2 separate regions of the Homo sapiens genome follow, and region 1 is linked to region 2. Evidence: read pairs that join two places in POLR2A ChIA-PET (ENCODE). Cell type or tissue: MCF 10A. All regions are shown on one strand. Each heading gives the region's core, and the rest is flanking DNA. Links, peaks and the distances in the headings are about the cores only.

Region 1 (6,283 bases), core at 842-5,841, 260 kb after region 2:
GGCTAATTTTTGTATTTTTAGTAGAGACAGGGTTTAAAAAAAAATCCAACTTGAATCTGATTATAGTTTCCCATTCTCTATGTGGTAGCAGATGAGGGCAGCAGAGAAGCCCGTGATGAGCAGAGGGGAAGTCTGTGAGGCGCAGTCTCCCTCAAGGGTCCATATTCTGTCACTTTTGAGACAGGGTCTCACTCTGTGGCCCAGGCTGGAGTGCAGTGGTGCAATCACAGTTCACTGCAACCTCCACCTCCTGGATTCAAGTGATTCTTCTGCCTCAGCCTCCCAAGTAGCTGGGATTACAGGCATGCGCCACCATACCCGACTAATTTTTGTATTTTTAGTAGAGGCGGGGTTTTGCCATGTTGGCCAGGATGGTCCTGAACTCCTGGCCTCAAGTGATCTGCCTGCTTCCCAAAGTGCCGGGATTACAGGCATGAGCCACTGCACCCGGCTTCATATTCTGTCACTTTTATTTTCTTTTTAAGGTGCTATACAGTTCACAAAGCATTGTCATATGTGTTCTATTTGGGCCTCACACAGCACTGTGGAGCAGGCTGGTCATTTATTTATAGAGGCGGGAACAGGTTGTGAAGCTGTGAAACACCTGTATTTGGCAGGGCCAGGGCACACACCTGTCTGGGGACGCTGCTCCTGCCACACTGCAGCTGGGACCATGGCAGGACAGACACTGCAGGAACCCTGCCACGCCACAGCTCCGTCAGGCTCAGCTTCCACAGTTAAGTACAGCTGAGCATGGTGAAAAAAACTGGCATGAAGAGCTGTAGATTGGTTAAATTAAAACCACTTGTTCTACTTTATCATACAAGTAATAATACTTGCGAGACATTCTAACTCTACAGAGACACAGGGCATAGAGTGCAGCAGCTGAAGCCCCCATAGGTCTCCTCCACCCTTGGCCTATCCCTGTAGAGTCAGCCACTGTCAAGGATTTTTGGTTTGGGGTGTTTCTCTTCATCACCTTGGAAAAACTCCCAACCTGCTAGCCTTTACTGCTGGGTAAGAAGCAAGGAGATTTTCCACACCTGCATTTCAGAGATCGGCCAGCTCCCTGAAGGCACGGCCTTGTCGGCCAGCCCAGGTGGAAGCCTGCAGTGCACCAGGGACCAGGAGCAGATACTGCAGGTGATTCGAGCAGGAACAGGCCCTGATAAAAACCAAGGCAACAGTTTGGTTCAGTGGACTTTTCTGGTACTCCCGAGGAGAGAATATGGAGAGATAGAGGCCAGTAAGGTCATTCCTGCTGGCCAAAACCTGCATCCGAGCTGAGGGAATCCTGCGAGTGTGCAGACGCAGTCAAAGCAGGCACAGATGCAGGAGTGGCGTGGAGTCTGCTCCCTCAGAGCCACAGCTTCTGACTGTGCCTAAGAGAGAGTGACGAGGGACTCACCAGGGGAAGGACTGACCGGCACTTGGCCCGCTTAGAGGTCATAGGAAGCTTCTAACTGTTGCACTTTCTCTTTCCGCACAGAGCCCTGAGCACTTGCAAAGACGAAGGCAAGAATGCAAGGCACCTGATTAGAAGCAGTAGGGAAAGGATGTGAGACTTTTTCCACTGTTGGAATTTGATTCCTAATTTCACATAGCATTGAGACCAGTCATGATAAACTGTATTCCAGAACAAGAGTTTTTGGGTTTTTTTGCATTGTTTTGTTTTGTTTTGTTTGAGATGGAGTCTTGCTGTGTTGCCCAGGCTGAAGTGCAGTGGCACCATCTCGGCTCGCTGCAACCTCTACCTCCCAGGTTCAAGCAATTCTCCTGCCTCAGCCTCCTGAGTAGCTGGGATTACAGGTGCACACCACCATGCCCGGCTAATTTTTGTATTTTTATTTAGTAGATAAGGTTTTCACATGGTGGACAGGCTTGTCTTGAAGTCCTGACCTTGTGATTTGCCCGCCTCAGCCTCCCAAAGTGCTGGGCTTACAGGCATGAGCCACTGCGCCCGGCCCAGAACAAGAGTTTTTAATGGTTCTTGGTTGCTTTAAGTTTACCATATCCAATGTCTGTTGTTAGCAAAAGGGGCACTCAGAACACCTCAGAATTCAGCTTATGAGCAATAAAAGGAGACGGACCCGTTATTTAAATTGCTTTTTTCTGGACTTTGGAGGTGGAAGACTTCCCAGGCAAGACTAATTCCTAGGCCCCAGGCAAGCTCTTGCTGCTCTTTCATCCTGGGAATTTCCAGAGCTTGCCTTCCAGAGACTGGTGAAATACATTGTCACATTTGGCAAATGTTTGGTTTGTACTATGAGAGCAATATGCATGATGTTTCATCCTAAAAACTGGAAATCCGATCTGGTCTCTTTAGTATAATCTCAGAAGTCATTGCCTTTGTATCTTGATGTGTGTTAGTGGAGAACACTGCCGGCAATGGAAATTCATTAACCATTAGAGAGTCGGCATTTAAAGTAATCATAGGTGATAAGTAAAATGTGAAAACTCAGGCTGGGCGCGGTGGCTCACGCCTGTAATCCCAGGACTTTGGGAGGCCGAGGTGGGCGGATCACGAGGTCAGGAGATCGAGACCATCCTGGCTAACATGGTGAAACCCCGTCTCTGCTAAAAATACAAAAAATTAGCCGGGCGTGGTGGCGGGGGCCTGTAGTCCCAGCTACTCGGGAGGCTGAGGCAGGAGAATGGCGTGAACCCGGGAGGCGGAGCTTGCAGTGAGCGAAGATTGCGCCACTGCACTCCAGCCTGGGCAACAGAGCAAGACTCCGTCTCAAAAAAAGAAAACTCAAAGATTAGGTTGATGCAGAACTTGATTACTTTAAAAGCCCAACAATATATATTCAGAATTTAAACTGCCATATAACATTCTTTCTCAAAATAACTCTCAAGAACTCAAAATATTTTTCATTTAAATGACAAAATATAAAGAAAGTTAGGAGACTCAAATGTTAGTCATGACTAACTTCCAAGATGAAGTTCATGCTAGTTGTCAACAGTAAAGTGTCATGTTGGTTTCAGCTCCAGAGACAGTGCTTTTCTTTGTTACAATAACTTCATGGGGCAGAGGTGACAGTTGGGAAATACTTCCTGCACAAGCAAACATTCTCAACCTAGACAGTGGGAATCCTGGCACTGGGCAGCATGACTGCAGGCTGCATGCGCAGTGAGAGTGGCCCGCATGTGGGAGTGGTGGAGAAATCAACGGTCTCTTGTTTCATAATTCTCCTCTGACTGCACTTGGCTTACTATGACATACCTCAGTTTTGTCAGCTCTCTTCCCACACTCCACATAGCAATGGTGAATTTCTGCCATTCCGAATTTCAAGTTGGGTTCAGTTACTCTTTCGTGTTTTTACGTTTTTGGATTGGATTTCTCAGATGTTTTCTTAGATTAATTTATATGGAGAATTTACAAGCCTTAACAAGAAAGTACAAGTTGTTTCAACACCTGAGGATACTCTGAAATTGCATCAGATTACTGAGAAGACACTAGATGGGCTCAAAAATAATCATTTCTCCTTCAAGGTCTAGAAGAGAAGTGCACTCTAGACTGCATTTAGACAGCAAAGACTGAGCTGGCTCTGCCTGCAGCCCTGGCAGGTCAGTGTCCCCTGGGAATGTGGAGAGGGCAGAGGCTGCAGATGTCTGTGGAGAGGAGCCACCCACAGTGAGAAAACTGCAGTCCTCCTGATCTTCCCTCAGGCAGCTGCTGAGAACTGACCTAAACTGGGCTGGTCACGTAGGATTCCCAGGGTTTTGCTGTTATTTTGTTTTTGGTAGATATAACAGAAATCATAGAAAAGTTGGTGAGGATTAGCTACTCCCTGACAACTTTATTATGAAAGTCATAGGTCAAAATCTGCCTTCCCTACAGACATGCGTTTAGCAGACGTTCATTAGCTAGTACATTAGCAGGAAGCAGGACACCTCGCTGTTCTCCTATGTTCCTGATGAATCGCATTTCTTCTTCCTTTCAGGCTCTCTGAATGAGTCATCCATCTGAGGTAGATAGGACAGTATTTCAGCCAAGACATAATTCCCACCTAAACTAATAATTCCATGGGGTAGCTTAATGGTGGTTTCCCATTTCTAGTTATTAGATCACCTTCTATAGAGTAGACTCCATTAACTAAATCTGTTCACTTATACACAAACATGGGTCCTAATGAAAAGGCAGGATAAATGTTCAGTTCTTTTCTTCTCTACCCAATTTTAAATATAAGGAATTGATGTGATTCATCACATAAACAGAATGAAGAACAAAAACCATATGATCATCCAATAGATGAAGAAAAAGCATTTGATAACAACCAGTATCCCTTCATGATAAAAAACACTCAACAAACTAGACATCAAAGAAACATACCTCAGAATAATAAAAGCCATATATGACAGACCCACAGCCAACATCATAGTGAATGAGGAAGAGTTGAAAGCATTTCCTCTAAAAACTGTAAACTTTAAAGACAAAGATGCCCACTCTTCCCACTTCTATTCAACATAGTACTGCAGGTCCTAATCAGAGCAGTCAGGAAAGAGAAAGAAATGACACCCAAATTGGAAAAAAGGAAGTCAAATTATCTCTGTTCACTGATGACATGATCTTATACCTAGAAATCTCTAAAGACTCCTCCAAAAGAGTCCTAGATTTGATAAATGACTTTGGTAAAGTTGCAGGATACAAAAGCAACATGCAAAGATCAGTAGCATTTCTATACACCTGTAACATTCAAGCTGAGAACAAAATCAAGAATGCAATCCCATTTACAATAGCCACACACATACACAAAATACCTAGGAATCCATTGAACCAAGGAGGTGAAAGATCTCTATAAGGAGAACTACAAAACACTGACGAAATTATAGATGAAACAAACAAATGGATAAACATTCCATGCTTGTAATTGGAAGATAAATATTGTTAAAATGACCATACTGCCCAAAGCAAGATACAGATTCAATGCAATGCCTACCAAATTACCAATGTCATTTTTCACAGAATTAGAAAAAAAATCTTAGAATTCATATGGAACCAAAGGAGAGTCTGAATAGCCACAGCAATCTTAAGCAAAGAGAACAAAGCTAGAGGCATCACACTACCTGACTTCAAACTATACTACAAGGCTATAGTAACCAAAACAGCATGGTACTGGCACAAAAATAGACACATAAATCAATGGAACAAAATAAAGTACCCAGAAAGAAAGCATCATACCTACAACCAGCTGATCTTCAACAAAGTCAACAAAAATATACACTGGGGAAAGGACACCCTATTTAATAAATGATGCTGGAAAACTTGGAGAGCCAAGTTTGGAAATGATGACACCCTATTTAATAAATGATGCTGGAAAACTTGGAGAGCCAAGTTTGGAAATGATGACACCCTATTTAATAAATGATGCTGGAAAACTTGGAGACCCAAAGCTCTCACCATATACAAAACTTAAGATGAGTTAAAGCCTTAAATGTAAGACCAGAAGCTATAAAAAAATCCTAGAAGAAAACCTAGGAAAAACTCTCCTGGACATTGGCCTAGGCAAAGAAGTTATCAGTAAGACTTCAAAAGCAAATGCAACAAACCAAAAATAGATATATGGGACTTAAATAATGCAAGAAACATCTGTACAGCAAAAGAAATAGGCAACAGAGTAAACAGACAATGGGAAAAGGACATGAACAGACATTTTTCAAAAGAAGATACACGAGTGGCCAAAAAACATGAAAAAATGCTCAACATCGCTGATCAGAGAAATGCAAAGTAAAACCACAATGAGATACACCATCTCACATCAGTCAGAATAGCTGTTATTAAAAGGTCAAAAAGCAACAGATGTTGGCAAGAATGCAGAGAAAAGAAGACACTTAAACACTGTTGGTGGGAATGTAAATTAGCACAACATTCATAAAAACAGGATAGAGATTGCTCAAGAACTAAAAATAGAGAACCATTCAATCCAGCAATCCCATTACTAGGTATCTACCCAAGGGAAAAGAAATCATTAAAAAGACACGTGCTCTCATATGTTTATCACAGCACTATTTGCAGTAACAAAGTTTGGAATCAATCTAAGTGTCCATCAACAGATGATTGGATTCAGAAAATGTAGTATATGTGCACCATGGAATACTATGCAGCCATAAAAAAAGAATGAAATCATATCTTTTGCAGCAATATGGATGGAGCTGGAGGCCATTGTCATAACTAAAATAACTCCAAAACAGAAAATCAAATACCACATGTTCTTACTTCTATGTGGGAGCTAAATAATAGGTACACATGAACATACTGACACTGGGAACTCCATTTATA
Region 2 (6,283 bases), core at 795-5,794:
GACATAAAAATAGGATCCCTGCCCTCAGTGAGCTTAATGTCTAACAATAGAGGCAAACAAGTCAAAAGAAGCTTGCTATCAGGGTATAAGTGCTGTGAAATTATTGGCAGCTTTGGATTTAAATGGTCTGATTAGATCAATTGTCAATTTATTTCTATTTCTGGTGGTCACAGATCATCAGAATTCATCTATCTGTACATATAAAGACATTTTAATTGCTCATCCCTTTTAAGGAAAACATGGTATCCTAATAAAGGAAGTGTGAAGGGACTCTTAGCAAGCATCAGGAACAATATTGGCTCCAGTCATGGATAAAAAGAAAGCTTCCTGGAAAGTTTACCACTAAGGCTTATTCTTGGGGCATGATAGGTGAGCTCTTCTTCTAGATCTTGGGTGGTTTCCAAGAAAACCATTTCTAATTAAGATAATTTTCAGGTACTCTCAATAAATGCTCCCAAAGAAATTATGTTTATCTTAATTTTATTGGATTTTCTGACAGCCAAAAAAAAACCACAATAAATAGTCCATATTAGTGAATACTGAATTGGAATTTGTTCTTCTTTTTGCTCCTTTATATACTCATTTTAAAGACATTAAGCTTAATTCCTTATTTGTGGTCACAATTTCTGTGATATGCCTTATGCTTGGAATTTCATTACATACTTTCTCTCTTTACGTTCAGGAAAAATCCCCGAAATAGTGTTGTTGTTTTTTTAAACGATGTGAAAAGACAACTAAACGTAGTGAGATTTTGCCCCTTTTGCTTTGCCCGTCCTTTTCCGTAAACCCACGTGCTGACTGTCTTTGGCCACACCCAGCACAGCAAAGACTGTTCAGACTATTTTTCATGCATTCAGAAGTAGAAGAATGAAGTGGAAGCCCATTAAATAAAAAAGGAACTATGTTCACATCCTCTGACTTACCATTTACCTGGAATTTCATTCTGTTTCTCACATGTGGGGCAAATAGTTTCTCAGAAGTGGCAATTTAATAGTGGGTGGGAGAAGTATGAACTCTCTGAGGCAGCTTCCAGGGCTGCTGGCTGTGAAGGGGAAGGGGAGGAAAGAGGCTTTAGGGCTGTAGCTTCAGGATGAAGGCAACGTTCGGGTCAACCAGAGATGTGTGCGGCCTTGGGGACCTTCAGGGAGCTGCCAGGAGAGTGCTCCTTTGATATGGGGGACCAGGATGAGTTTACTTTGTATGACGTGGAGTTGGTAACCAGTAACTTAGCCAGAAATACTCTACCTTTTTTGCTCCAAGGATCTGTGCTTATTAAATAAGCAGAGCTGGTCTAAGACTAGCAGCATTCTCTAGAATGCTCTGCTTTTATTTCTGATTACACTGAATTAGGTTGTGTTGCATTTTCTCAGCGTTTTATGTTTGCTGATATATTTTCACTAGTAAAAGCTATTACATTGAATTCAAATAAGTAAAAATTATCAACAAATAGGCTGTTAAGCTACAGTGTGATTTAATCAAGCAAATGGATCAGACACAAATATATTCCATATGAAATACTGTTAATCACATCTGACTTGCAGCTGCGTGAGAAGCCTTGCCTGCTAACTGCTTAGCTAGGGGAAAATAATGGTGCAGCTACAAGGAAGCCGGAGGCACCTGCATATCAGGGCGTGGAGGACAAATGTGCGTAACCATACACCTAGGATTTATTACCAAGCAGGCCAGAAGCAGTGTTTCCGACCAGCCAAGATGTGTACCTGTTGTTATGCAGTCATTTGCATATGTTATGCAGTCATTTGCATGCGTTCCTGGAGATCAGTCAGAGGGTGTTCCCAAGAATGCTACTGATATGAGAGCCCTACCTGATTCCATTCGGCGAATGCTCCCTAGCCAGTCTTCCTCTATGAGCCTTGGTGTGCAAAGCTCCCCAGGCTGGGTGGTTTGCCCTTGCCTTGCCCCGTGGAGGTAGGATTCTGCAGGCATGGAGCAGGTGGTGTCCCTGTTTCCCTCCTGCCCCTGCTCGGTGCCAGTCTCCTGCCGTGGGAAGTGCCTGACCTTGCCGGCTGCCCCTTCTCCCAGCCACCTCACACTGCCCTAGTGTTCTTGCTGTCTCCCTTGCCAAACCACTGAATCCTTCTGAGCACCTGTCTCCCCAGCTACAAAATAGGGGTAACCCTGTAATAAGGGTTATCTGCAATTTATTAAATGCTTCATCAGTGAAATGTGCCTTGTCAGGACAGCTTGCACTTGGCATCCGTGGTGTTGCACAAAGCTGACTTTGGTGAGACCATATCTGTAAAGGTTCTTGCACTACATTATGGGGGAAAAATGTTTTTTCTCTCCTGCCAGCCTCTTTCCTTGCCCCTTTGAATACACATCTGTTTCTAATTAGTATTATCACCATGAAACTAGCTTTTCCTAGGTTATAGCTATGTTAAGTTTATATACAATGATGGTTTAATCTTTGATGCTGTCATTTTAAACATAATTCGTGGTAATAGCCCCTCTTGGAAAACAGACTTGTTTTCCACGCTGTTTCTGGCATCAGCCCACAAGGAATGGCTGAGTGGGGACTGTTGGGAGAAAGGAGAAGGCACTGGTAGAAATTATCTAGCCTTTTAGAGAAAAGAATTGTTTCTTCTTTCAGTTATTCTGTCTTCTGTATGAAATTAGCAAGATTTTTAAAAAATGAATCAAAGATTAGTACTTAGGTATTGGCCAGTGTATTTCCTCCTGTTGCCAAAGAAAAGAAAGGCTTGAATGAGATTGACAAATAAGAAAAACAGGCCTCATACCTGTGGAATGATTCGTATGCTGTAGTTTCACAATCTGAATTTTCAGATGGACATTAGCCAGAATGCAAGCCTGGGGCCTGCTGTGGAGAGCAGTCTCTGCACTCGAAGTGCACGGTAACATTCTTTGCACCAAGACATCTTGGCCACACATCCTGCCAAGGGCCTGTGGGCTTGCAGCTTTTACTCATTAAACTGTGAGGCCAAATTTATAACAGGAGGAGTGGGGGGATTTTACTTTGAATGACTTTGTTTTGGAATGGTTATGGTAGAAATGCCCTAGCGACTACTTAAGAAGCTCGCACAGGTCCCAATTTTAATGCTCTCAGCCCAGGATAATTGCAACTAGTTCTCTAGAACTAAGGTCAGATATCATATTAGCTTCCAAATAGTTTTACATCCATAATATCATGTGGACAATCTTTCTGAGGGTGAAAAACCAAGGAAGCCTCTTGTTCTGAACTGTGGGTAAAACACAAGAGGAGCAGAGAAGATGGCTTTGAGAGGACTCTGTGTGAGAAAAGCTGGGAGCCGGGCAAGGCTGGGAGGAGGCAGGAAGCCCAGGGGGCTCTGCAGGCCCTCCACGAGCCTTAAGACTTCAGGCCACATGGCCGTCAGCTCCTGCAGGCACCTGGGGCCCTGGGCTCTCTGTCACAGGGTCAAGCCCTGGAGAGACTGCTGCGTTCTACACTATGCTTGCAAAGGTGCTACGAGAAGCCCTCTTGCCTGTAACTTGTTAAAGCAACTCTGTTGATTGGTTGACTTTGAACATAGCGAAGGAAAGAAACACAGACAAACAAAACAACTTTCAAAAGAGCATTTATTTTTAGAACACCTTTGACTTCTTGAATTCTTCTTGGTTTCTCATCACTTCAGGGACTGAACAGACGGGCTGCGGGAATCAAAGTGGTGACTATAGCTGACTGCCTTCATTCCAGAGAACCCGAGACACAGCATGAGGTTGGGTCTGTCTCTTATTTCTAGATCTTAACAAAGAAAACGCATGGATCATGATGTGTGACTCAGTCAAGTCCTTGTAGAGTACAACCCAACAAAGAAGTGAAAAAACTTTGCTGATGGCATCGATGGGAGCCCATACGCACAGGGCTCGTGCGCGAATCTGATGGCATCGATGGGAGCCCATATGCACAGGGCTGGTGCGCGAATCTGATGGCATCGATTGGAGCCCATACGCACAGGGCTTGTGGGCGAATCTGATGGCGTCAATCGGAGTCCATATGCACAGGGCTCTTGCGCGCAGCGTCCAGTGTGTCTCTCAGGGTTGTAAGCGTCTAGACCTCTGTCCTGATGTCTTCCTGAGCGCGTCGTACTGCGGTGTCAAGGCTCATGACAGCAGAACAACAACTGATGGAGGGAAGGGAGTGTGACCTGCTAAAATGAGCTGGCCACAATCACTCTGTGTGCGTGAGGCAGGAGAAGAGATGTACGTCTGAGACGCTCGTCCTACCCTCCCGAAGCTTGGATGTAACGGAGGTGATGGGCATTTGCCCGAATTGCCATGGGAGTTATAGAGTAGTGCCCGTGTTTTCATTTTACTATCTCCACCTCCCACTCAGCCAAGGCCTCTCACTGCCTGTGAGCCTGATCTTCTAGTGATGGTCAATCTTTTCCTTGGTCTCACCCCTGCCCACGCTGACCTCCCTCCAGGTCACCTCTCTACCCCAGTGATCTTCCCTTCCCTGAACTGTCTGCCCCTCAGTCCATTCTCAGGCCCTACCCATACCCCTTCCACACCCAGGCCTCCTGCTTTGCATGGCCCTGAGCTTCTCAGGGGCTTGGACTCAGGGCTGTCTCTTAGGGAGACTCTGGCCCAGGGACACTTGGATCCAGACAGGATTCGGGAAGAGAAGTTACTGTCCGTATGTGACTGTGGGTATAGTGGAGCTCACTGCATCTGAGTCCTAGCCTAGAGGTGGTGGTTCGTGTTCAGATCACAGAAGAGAGGAGTGTGCTGCACAGAAAGCACATTGAAGGTTTCTTCCCTGTGATGTGGCTTGGCCACCCATGGTGGGAACATTCTGGAGTTTCAAGGCTTGGTCACCCACAGTGGTATATTCTGGAGTTTTAAGAAGTGTCCTGAATCACAGGTCCCCTTGCATGGCCAGGCTCCGAGTCTGCAGAGCTTCACGTTCTCTCAGCCATCCGGGACAGAGCACACGGGTTCTCCCCAATGGTGTCATCAGCCTGGACCCCATAATACTTCTTTGCTGTGTGTGAATTTACAGAAAACCTCGGGCTGATTTGTGGTCTGTGCCGCTAAAAATGCTGGTGAAGCTTGTGCAGAAGGAAGGTGCCGCAGGCTGGACTTGGCGTTTGCTCGGCAGCCACAGACAGCTGTGGCTGTTGCGGGACCGTTGCCCCCGAGCCATGCGTGGCCATTCTCCATGTAATTCGCAGCTTCTAGGTTAATATGTACAAAGTCCTTGGAGGTCATTTAGGACATTTTATCTTAGGAATTAGCCATGGACTGACTATTCACTACGTGCCTAAATTATCAGTAGGACTTGGGTGTAGAGGGTTAAAATGCAGACAAAAAGTGGTGCTTACCTGACGCCAATGGAGGAGGAGGTCATTAAAACCGTCGCGTAAGTCAAATTACTCAGAAGCCACGAGAGAACCACATAACAGCATGAGGTGGTGCTGGCATTGGGTTTCTTACTAACTACTGTTTGGCCTTGAAAAATTTTCTGTAGAAAAAATGTCTAATCTAGGCTCACAATATAGCTGATCTAGTGTTATCTTACAATAACATTTTTGGGAAAAAATCCCCGAACAACTTTGATTACTTAAAAATTTTTAAAAGCAACAAAATATCTTAAAAGATTGAGAAACTATCAACATTTTTTAAAATGCACAGATTTCCACATGTATTAATGCTGGTAATTTTTAAGAAATAGAAAAACAGGAAAAGTCAATAAGGATGTTTGTTTTAAAAGCTGTTGCTTCTAGAATAGGTTTTATTCTAGGAAGATGGCCTTCGTGACATTGCTGATAGAGATTTATAGTGAGATTTAAAGTCTTTGACTCCTGACGCTGAGTTTCTGTGATGAATGACTTCCCTCTGCACATTCCAGCCTGTGACTGCCTTCGGCCCACGATGGAGCGGGCGCCCGGCACCTTCTGTCAGGCAGAGCCGGGCTTCTGTCAAGGGCTCTCCTGTACCTGGACCCATGAACCTTCTGGGCTCAGTTCTTTCTCCCACATTCATTTGTTCCTCTTCCTCTTGGGTGTTAGGGGCCTTGGCGCACCTTAGATTAGGAGAGTCAGGCACCTGTTGTCAGGGGCCTTGGTGGCTCTGGGCTAGGTCAGCACTGTGGCTCCTGCTGGGCAGCCCCCCATGGGCACCACAGTGGGCTCACTGCCCCTGTGTGAGCCCAGGTCTCTAGGGCAAAAATCCTGCCACACCCACATGTGGCCATCAGGCCCTGCTCCCCAGCTGGCCTGACACCCACATGCAGCTCAGAGCTGTGGGCCTGGGCTCTGGCCTGGCAGAGGGAGGATGGATGGGA

The links. ChIA-PET counts read pairs that join two places held together with the same protein. Peaks named below come from ENCODE experiments on the same cell type or tissue, not always from the same donor. Only the 100,000 strongest peaks of a DNase experiment are listed, where the experiment ranks them.
Region 1: POLR2A ChIA-PET joins it to region 2 with 6 read pairs; 1 of 35 experiments calls an interaction of 5 or more read pairs at or near these places.

Annotation. Positions count from the first base shown.
Region 1 is chr6:166,358,070-166,364,352 of GRCh38, reverse strand. No RefSeq gene overlaps it. Among named protein-coding and RNA genes, the nearest start is that of SFT2D1, 19 kb to the right of the region's middle. RefSeq lists an enhancer at 1,113-1,744. In MCF 10A, for the core only: no CTCF peak of the experiment used is centred there; DNase peaks (open chromatin) are centred at 3,132 and 3,912.
Region 2 is chr6:166,616,648-166,622,930 of GRCh38, reverse strand. The region is part of intron 1 of RPS6KA2 (ribosomal protein S6 kinase A2); the gene reads left to right. Among named protein-coding and RNA genes, the nearest start is that of RPS6KA2, 7.5 kb to the left of the region's middle. RefSeq lists enhancers at 1,484-1,984, 3,645-4,411. In MCF 10A, for the core only: no CTCF peak of the experiment used is centred there; a DNase peak (open chromatin) is centred at 2,800.